Linked DNA regions of Homo sapiens: region 1 is linked to region 2. A link is a contact called in ENCODE Hi-C or POLR2A ChIA-PET data. All regions are on one chromosome and are shown on one strand. Each heading gives the region's core, a stretch centred on a gene start or an enhancer-like site at or near the end of the contact. The rest is flanking DNA. Distances are from core to core; before and after follow the strand shown.

Region 1 (4,914 bases), core at 1,756-4,255, 1.1 Mb after region 2:
AAATGTCAGGCAAGTTCCTGGCCAGAAAAGCCACATTGAAGCTCCCATGAGCCAAGGAACCCAGGATTCACAGAACAGTCAATAACCAAATCGTGGTTTTATGTGAAGATGACATATTCAGGCTCAGATTATGTATCCACATGCATGAAGGCTGTAGTCATTCCCCATGAAATTCCTCCCACTTCAGCATCCCAAAGTGTTGGGATTACAGAGTCACTTAGATCAGGGAACTGATAGCAATGACAAAATTAGGTACCCCCGACACTAACCCGTGCCTTATCCGTCTCTTGCATGTTTACCTTGAAGGTCAGAACTGCAGTGATCGTTTTGTCCAAACTATGCAAACAAGTAAACATGACTCCAAATTTGTGGTTTTTGTGTTTTTTTGAGACAGGGTCTCGCTCTGTTGCCCAGGCTAGAGTGCAGTGGCACCATCACAGGTCACCGCAGCCTCAGGTTGAAGCCATCCTCCCGTCTCAGCCTCCCGAGGACCTGGGACTATGCCACCATGCCCAGCTAATTTTTTATCTTTATTTATTTATGTATTTATTTATTTATTTATTTATTTATTTTTGAGACAGAGTTTCACTCTGTTGCCCAGGCTGGAGTACAGTGGCGCGATCTCAGCTCACTGCAACCTCCTCCTCCCAGATTCAAGTGATTCTCATGCCTCAGCCACCCAAGTAGCTGAGATTACAGGTGTGCCTCCCACCATGCCCAGCTAACTTAAAAAATATTTTTAATAGAGATGAGGTTTCAGCATGTTGGCCAGGTTGGAAACCAACTCCTGGCCTCAAGTGATCCACCCACCTTGCCTCCCAAAGTGCTGAGATTACAGGCATGAGCTACTACACCCAGCCATTTTTTTTATTTTTTGTAGAGACAGAGTCTCACTACATTGCCCACACTGGTCTCAAACTCCTGAACTCAAGCAATCCTCCTACCTCAGTCTCCCAAAGTGCCAGGATTACAGGCATGAGCCACTGCACCCAGCCCAAATGTGATATTCCAAAGGATGCAGGTGGCTGTGTTGGGATGGCCAATGAAGGTAAGGGACAATGGAAGTACAGGGTGAGGGCAATGAACAGGACATACCTGAGAGCCTGGTTATTGGCCTTGACTATGGGAGTGCCTTCACAAAGACCCGAAAGACCCCCCCACAAAGAGGTCATAGAAGGACAGACCCAAATGGTCATTATAAACAAGGAAGGTAGCCACGCTGACAGGTAGCGATCTCACTTACAGTTTGAGTCTTGATGCTTTGTCCATGGTGTTCACTGTTCTGCATCTAATTAGAAACAAGAGGATGCATTTTGTGAGTTTCAGCAATTTAGAACTAAACATGACCTTTGACAGCCTTGGAAGCATTGTTCCCCCTGCATCTACCTGTACACACAGAGCTACCAGAAGGGTGGATCATGGGAGTTTTCAAGATTACACTGTCTCCTCTATAATGGGAAAAATGAAATATGTTTCTACTTTAAAAAAAAAATTTAGAGACAGTCTCTCTCTCTCCCAGGCTGGAATGCAGTGGCACAATCTTGGCTCACTGTAACCTCAAACTCTTAGCCTTGAGATCCTTCTGCCTCAGCCTCCGAAGGAGCTAGGACTACAGGTGAACACCATACCCAGCTAATTTTTAAAAATTTTTTGAGAAATGGGGTCTCGCTATGTTGCCCAGGCTGGTTTTGGGCTCTTGGTCTTTCCAAGTTCTGTAGGGACACTTTAGAAAACTTATTTGAGATAAATTTCCTTCCACTTTACAGCAACACGGATGGAACTGGAGGCCATTATCCTAAGTGCGATGATGCAAAAACAGAAAGTCAAAAACTGCATCTTCTTACATATAAGTGGGAGCTAAACAATGGGTAAACATGGACATACAGAATGGAATAATAGACACTGGAGATGCCAATAGGTTGGACAGAGAGGGGGGATGAGGGATGAAATATTACCTATTGGGTACAATATACACTCTTTGGGTGATGGGTGCACTAAAAGCCAGACTTCGCCACTATGAAATATATCCACGTAACACAAGTGCATTTGTAACCATAAATCTACAAAAATAAAAATAAAAATGAAAAGCAATAAAAACATGCTTAAACTAAAAACAAACAAACAAAAAAACAACGAAAACAAACCATTTCCTTCCAGAGTAAAACGCAGTTTACTGAGCACGTCTCATAGATCGTGATTGGTCTGAAGAGTCCCTGTGCCCAGGTTAGGGTTGCAATTTACCACCCGAGCCAAGTGCTCGGGTGTCCTACGGATTGTTTTTTCTTTCTTTCCTTTTTTTTTTTTTCTTGGGATGGGTTCTGGCCATGTTGCCCAGACTGAACTCAAACTCCTGGAGTCAAGCGATCCACCCGCCTCAGCCCACCCACCCCCCGACCTCCCCCACCGCCCCCACCACGCAGTAGCTGGGACTACGGGTGTGCGCCACCAAGCCCTGCCTTGGGGTTCCTTTTCTAAAGTGCCAAATGTGTGGAGGTGGGGAAAAGAAAGGTGGACGCCTCAACGCTGTTATGGTCAAAGATTAAAATGCAACCACACTTTTTATTACACATGATGGGGTAACCGTCTGTTTATAAACAAGGGTCACTATTCCACGAGAGGCCTTACAACATTATGCCAAGCCCCTGGTACCTGGAGGACATCAGACCCTCCTGTTCCTGTGCGGCCTTGACTAGACGACCACTTGCTCTGGACTTGCTCCTCGAGGGGTCGCTCCATCTGGAAACTGAGACTGGAATTCCTGCGCATCCCTGTCCCCGCATCCAGAAACACTGCAGGAAGACTTCCGTGTCCGACCCGAGATCCGGAACAATTTCTGCTTCAACACAATTGTCCACGGAGGGCACCAGTTCCGTCCCACCGGCGGAAGCGAGATCTGCCTAGCTACTAGACCTGCTGCCTAGCTGTCATTCGGACAAAAAGGGGCGGGGCTGTATAATTGTCCAATCAGGGGCGGCGCCGGAAAGGAGGGTACGGCTACGCTGCGCAAATGCGTGCTACGTCACTGTGCGATCGGGTTGTGCTTAGCTTGGGGTCTCCTGGCCCCTTGACGCGTCAGGTTGCTGTACCCCTGCATCGGATGCGCTGTACCCTGCGCTGGCTCCGTGAACCTTAGGGACAACACCGGGACACCCGCGAGGCCGGAAAATGGTGAGTGTGCAGGGCCGGACTAGTTGGAACCGGCCGTGATCGCGGGACCCGGGCCTCCCCACGGTCACCTCCGGCCGCAGTGTGGGGCTGGGCTGGCAGCTGGAACTCCAAGCGTCCTGTCCCGTCCCTGCGCGGCGACTGCGGTCCCAGCCCCGGAGCCCTCTCTGGACAACTCCGCGCCCGCAGCCCCGCGTCTTTCCCAGATCGTGCAGGGACCACGGGAGGGTCCTGGGGAGAATCCCGCCTTGTGTGTTTGGTTTGTGTGGGAGGAGCTACAGTCTGGGGTTCCCAGTCCCTTCTTTCTTCCCAAAGGCTGTTTCCCCCTGAGTCTTCCAAAGATGTTGGAAGCAGAGTCTCAAATCCACTACCCTGTCCCCCCAGCCTAGCTCCTCCCACGGCGGGCCATTAATCCCTAGATTTCCGGATCCCTCCCCGAATTCCCAAACGCCTACTTCCGCTCGCCAGTGGAAAACATCGTCACCAACTCTTTGTCCTGTGTGGTGCATTTCAAACACACGCAGTATTTTAATAATCTTTTTTCCAATAGATGCCTCTTTTAAACGATTTATTTCTTGTTTGTGGATATTTTACATCAGAGAAAAATCAGAAAAATTATTCACTTGGAACTAATCTGCATAAAATGCTGTGGCCCTCATCCTGGTACCTTTCCAGGGCACAGACATCCTATGGGAACTCCTTTGCGTTGAGGTTCCTTTTTGTAAACTTTCCTGGGTAATCTATCTTTTCAGCACAGTTTCAGATTGGCACTGTCCCGCCTTGGGTTTATGACCTTGAAAAGATTTATTCACTCGAATGTCATTTTTCCAATAAATATAAAATATATGTTATCAGAAGAACTTGAGAGACAGTACAAAATATTTCCAAAGGGCAAAAAAGAAATGAATCTCAGAAAACAAAAAACATCCCAATATTACATTTGTTAAAAATTCTTTGTTCTTTCCCTGAGCACATGGAATATGTTTCTCAGGTCTGTTCTTTTAGTTTGATGTTTCAGATGGTATTCCAGGACTTAAACTTGCAACATCTAGAAGCATTCAGATAGAAGTAATACTTTTGTAAACTATTTATTGCCATGGAAATAATTAACTGACATTATTATTTTCTTTTTTTTTTTTTTAACAGATGGGGTCTGGCTGTGTTGCTCAGGCTGATCTTGAACTCCTGGGCTCAAGCGATCCTCCACCCTCAGCATCCCAAAGTGCTAGGATTCCAGGCATGAGCTACTATTACCGGCCCAACATTCTCATTTTCTGAAAGCAATAGTGGGTTTTCTTGTTAAATGGCTTAAAATTTTCTTGCTTCCTTCCTTTATTTATTTATTTATTTATTTATTTATTATTTATTTACTTTTTTTTTTGAGACGGAGTCTAGCTTTCTCGCCAGGCTGGAGTGCAGTGACACGATCTCAGCTCACTGCAACCTCTGCCTCTCGGGTTCAAGCGATTCTCCTGCCTCAACCTCCCAAGTAGCTGGGATTACAGGCACAAGCTACCACGCCCAGCTAATTTTTGTATTTTTTTTTTTTTTTTTTAGTAGAGAGTGTTTCACTATGTTTCCCAGGATGGTCTCAATCTCCTGATCTCCTGACCTCATGATCCTCCCGCCTTGGCCTCCCAAAATGCTGGGATTACAGGCATGAGCCACCACGCCAGGCCTTTTGCTTCCTTTATACGTAAACACTGTGTTTAAGTAATTCTGCTGGATTTTTTTTTTTTTTTTTTTTTT
Region 2 (4,792 bases), core at 1,345-3,844:
GTCCCTCACTCTCCTATTCAATCCATCAACTAGTCTAGGTGACTACTTCCAAATCCATCCCAAATGCATCTCTTTCTATCTGAAGCCACCACCTCAATCTATGACTTGGATACCTATCAAGCCTCCCACTTTTGCCCTTCCTGCCTCCAGTCAGTTCTCCCCACTATGGCCAGAGGGAGCTTTTTTTTTTTTTTTTTGGAGACAGAGTCTCACTCTGTTCCCCAGGCTGGAGTGCAATGGCGCATCTCGGCTCACTGCAACCTCCGCCTCCCCAGTTCAAGTTGGTTCTCATGCCTCAGCCTCCCGAGTAGCTGGGACTACAGGTGTGTGCCACCACACCCAGCTAATTTTTTGTATTTTAGTAGAGATGGGGTTTCATCATGTTGCTCAGGGTGGTCTCGAACTCCTGAGTTCAAGCAATCCACCCATCTTGGCCTCCCAAAGTGCTAGGATTACAGGTGTGAGCCACCACACCCAGCCAGAGGGAGCTTTTAAACTAAAATTAGGCCAGGCGCTGTGGCTCACGCCTGTAATCCCAGCACTTTGGGAGGCTGAAGCAGGTGGATCACAAGGTCAGTTCAAGACCAGCCTGGCCGAGATGGTGAAAGCCCGTCTGTACTAAAAATACAAAAATTAGCCAGGTGTGGTGGCAGGCACCTGTAATCCCAGCTATTCGGGAGCCTGAGGCAGGAGAATCACTTGAACCTGGGAGGTGGAGGTTGCAATGAGCCAAGATTGTGCCACTGCACCCCAGTCTGGGCGACAGAGCGAGATTCCATCGCTAAATAAATAAATAAATCAACTAAAATTAGTGATTTCTGCCTAAAATCGCTAACGGCATATCACACTTAAAATCAGAGACTGGGCACACTGGCTCATGCCTGTAATCCCAACACTTTGGGAGACCAAGGTAGGAGGATCACTTGAGCCCAGGGATTCAAGACCAGCCTGGGCAACATAGAGAGACCCCATCTCTACAAAAAAATTAAGAATTATCCAGGCATGGTGGTGAATGCCTGTCATCTCAGGTACTCAGGAGACTGAGGCTGGAGGATCCTTTAAGGTCAGTAGTTAGAGGTTGCAGTGAACCATGACTGCACTTGTGAATAGCCACTGCACTCTAGCCTGGGCAACATACTGAGATCCTGTCTCTAAAAATAAATAAATAGCCAGGGAGCAGTGGCTCATGCCTATAATCCTAGTGCTTTGGAAGTCCAAGTGGGGAGGATCGCTTGAGCCCAGGAGTTCAAGACCAGCCTGGACAACATAGCAGGACACGATCTTTACAAAAATTATTTTAAAAAATTAGCTGGACCTGGTGGTGTGCACCTGTAGTTCCAGCTACTGGGAAAGCTGAGGCAGGAGAATCACTTGAGCCATGGAGTTTGAGGCTGCAGTGAGCTATGGAGTGCACTGCACCACTGCACTCCAGGCTTGACGAACAAGTGAGATCCTGTCTCTAAAAAATAAAAATAAATAAATAAAATCAGATAGGGTCTACCCCTCTAAACTCAACTCCTACCACTGGCAGCTTCAGCTACACTGTTTCTGAAAGAAACTAAGTTTATCCCATCTCAGAACCTTTGTACTTGCTTTTCTCTCTGTCTAGAGCTTTCTTCCTCCAGATCTGCCCACAGCTGTCTCTGGTCATTTCAATGAAAGGTCTTCTTTGACCATCTCCCATTCCCCACATTCTAAAAGCCCTCATCACCCTATTAATTTTTGTTTCGGAGACAGGGTCCTGCTCTGTTGCCCAGGCTGGGGTGCAGTGGCACAATCACGGCTCACTACAGCCTCAACCTCCTGGGCTCAAGCAATCCTCCCACCTCAGCTTCCCGAGTAGCTAGGACTACAGGCGTGCACCACTACGCCCAGATAATTTTTTGTAGAGAACAGGGTCTTGCTATGTTGCCAAGGCTGGTCTCGAAACTCCTGGGCTCAAGCGAAATTCCCGACACCATTAACGCATTTTTAGTAACTTATCAGTATCTGAAATCACCTGTTTCGTTTATTTCTAATTTGTTCAAAGTCTGGTTCCCCCAGGAGATGAGAGATTTTTATCTATCTTCCTCATTGCTGTGTCTCCAGCACCAAGGACAGTGCCTGGTATATGACAGATGCCTAACGAGTAACAACTGAACGGAAACAAGCCTCAATTTCAAAAAAACACCTATAAATCTGAACCCCGAGGTATGGTGTACGTACAACAGCTTTGAAACCGGCTGCCAGGATTCTGGGTCTCTTGGGGGAAAAAGGCAGACGCGGATTCCAAATCCTGCCCGGTTGCCGACTTGCGGCGTGACCTCTCGCGAGGTCATCTGCAAAATGGGAGACTGGGGGCGTGAGGCGGCTGGCACAAGACAGGCGGCCTTTCCCAGCGCGTCCCCGCCCCCACTACGAAAGGTCATGGCGCCCTGGCCCTGCAGCTGGGTCCCTCCAGGGCTGCCCTCTCGCGCTGCCGGGTCCTGAAGGGCCCGCCTGCAGCCCAGCAGTTCGCGTTCGCCTACCCGCGCGCGACCTACCTACTCACGCGGCCAGCCGCGGACTCCAGGCCAGCTCTGTCTTGTTGCTGGGCGCTGCCATATTGGCCCAGAGAGCGTCCGGGTCAGGGAGCTCCAGGGAGGTAGCAAATCAAGAAAGCTGGTGTAATAGGTCCCGCCCACAACGCGAGGTGGGCCAATAGGAAGGCGGAAGGATCTGGGACCCGCCTCATAACGAGCCAGGCCCAGCCTCTAATGAGGCAAGACGCACTCCAGACCTGGGAACCTTGAAATGGCCCGGGAGGCTGGACTTGGGAGTCATAGTCTATGAATCCAGTCGCAGGCCCCAGCGGCTGAAATGAGAAAATGAATTAAAAAAAAACAAAAAGTGAAAGGGGGCCGGTACGGTGGCTCATGCCTGTAATCCCAGCACTTTGGGAGGCCAGAAGTTCGAGACCAGCCTGGGCAACATAGCGAGACCCCCTTATCTACAAAAAATTTAAAAATTAACTGGGCATGATGGCGCATGCTCATAGTCCCAGCTATTCGGGAGGCTGAAACGGGAGGATCGCTTGAGCCCTGGAGGTCGAGGCTACAGCGAGCCATGATTGCACCCCTGCACTCCAGCCTGGGCAACAGAGTGAGACCCTGTTTCTAAAAATAGTAATAATAAATAAATAGGGCAGGGCGCGGTGGCTCACGCCTGTAATCCCAACACTTTGGGAGGCCGAGGCCTGCGGATCACCTGAGGTCAGGAGTTCGAGACCAGCCTGGCCAACATGATGAAACCCCGTCTCTACTAAAAATACAAAGTTAGCAGGGCATGGTGGTGGGTGCCTGTAATCCCAGCTTCTCGGGAGGTTGAGGCAGGAGAATCGCTTGAACCCGGGAGACGGAGGTTGCAGTGAGCCAGGATAACACCACTGCACTCCAGCCTCAGCAACAGAGCGAGACTCTGTCTCAAAAAATAAATAAATAAATAAAAATTAGTGGGGCGTGGTGGCGTGCTCCTGTGATCCCAGCTACTCGGGAGGCTGAGGCACGAGAATTGCTTGAACCCAGGAGGTGGAGGTTGCAGCGAGCCGATATAGCACCACTGCACTCCAGCCTGGGCGACAGAGTGAGACTCCGTCTCAGTAAATAAATAAATAGGAAGGCCTCAGTGAGGTGTCCTTTGAGTAAAGGCCGGAGGAAGTGAGTGAGCCATCTGGATATCTGGGGAACGCTTTTGGCACTGGGAACAACAGCAAAGACTCTGTGTGGTCGGAGTGGAGTCTTTGGAGGAAATGGGATAAAACGAGGTGAGATTGAGTAATGGGGGCTCCTGGTCTCCCCCAGAAAGCACCAGATTTAGGCTGTTAATAACTAAGGTGGATAAGCACATAAAATGGGCTATTGGCAATAACAGTGTCCCCCGGGAAGGAAGGCTATCTGCCCTCATAAGCCCATTTCTGCAGTCCCTCAGCCTCTGTGGCGCAGTGAGCTGGCATGGAGACTAGGATGCAAGAACCTACCCTTAGGATGCCTCAAGGACTCTGCGCAGCCGCAGGACATCCACCTCATCAGAACTCTTGTGATTGGGCAATCTGAGAAAACCTGTAGCCAATCAGCTGCTTGGCTGGAGCACTCCTCTCTGGCAAGTTGACAGGCACGTGGGCAGCGGCTGGGAGCGCTACTGCCCTCTGCCAGGCTCCCGCAGCTACAAGCAAGCAGAGTCAGCTCTGCTTAGCTGGGGAGTGGGTAAGATGATGGGGTCGCTGACCTGGCTGTGGCCTTCAGAGTTATTGGTGTCCTTCTCTTGAGGTGGTCATGGCTTTTGTTTTCTTATTTATCCTTCCAGAACTAGTCTTTTAATATTTTATTTTATTTTATTTTATTTTATTTTTGGAGACGGAGTCTGGCTCTGTCGCCCAGGTTGCAGTGCAGTGGTGCAATCTCAGCTAATTGCAACCTCCGCTTCCCACATTCAAGCAATTCTCCTGCCTCAGCCTCCCGAGTAGCTGGGACTACAGGCGCATGCCACCATACCCGGCTAATTTTTGTATTTTTAGTAGAGATGGAGTTTCACCATGTTGCCTAGGCTGGTCTCCAACTCCTGGGCTCAAGCAGTCCTCCCGCTTCAGCCTCCCAAAGTGTCAGAATTACAGGCATTAGCCACCGTGCCCAGTCATTATTATTATTTATTTATTTATTTATTTTTTGAGACAGAGTCTTGCTCTGTCGCCCAGGCTGGAGTGCAGTGGCACGATCTCGGCTCACTGCAAACTCCGCCTCCTGGGCTCACGCCATTCTCCTGCCTCAGCCTCCCCAGT

The links. Hi-C counts contacts between places; a loop is a spot of excess contacts on that map. ChIA-PET counts read pairs that join two places held with the same protein, here RNA polymerase II (POLR2A). Pooled maps may share reads with other maps.
Region 1: a loop to region 2 is called in a pooled map, with 5 times the contacts of the local background. The contact joins the promoter of ZNF791 here to the promoter of ECSIT in region 2. A Hi-C loop is called at or near these places in 6 of 50 pooled maps. POLR2A ChIA-PET finds 5 or more read pairs at or near these places in 3 of 52 experiments (GM10248, MCF 10A and naive thymus-derived CD8-positive, alpha-beta T cell).

Annotation. Positions count from the first base shown.
Region 1 is chr19:12,607,915-12,612,828 of GRCh38, forward strand. It overlaps ZNF791 (zinc finger protein 791), which reads left to right and starts at 3,006. Exons shown (of 4, transcript NM_153358.3): 1 at 3,006-3,168. The coding sequence starts at 3,166. It overlaps ZNF490 (zinc finger protein 490), which reads right to left and starts at 2,899. Exons shown (of 5, transcript NM_020714.3): 1 at 2,650-2,899; 2 at 1,244-1,288. The coding sequence starts at 2,766. It also overlaps the pseudogene VN2R16P. RefSeq lists enhancers at 2,568-2,787, 3,118-3,177, 4,903-4,914 and a silencer at 2,918-2,977.
Region 2 is chr19:11,526,540-11,531,331 of GRCh38, forward strand. It overlaps ECSIT (ECSIT signaling integrator), which reads right to left and starts at 2,595. Exons shown (of 8, transcript NM_016581.5): 1 at 2,523-2,595.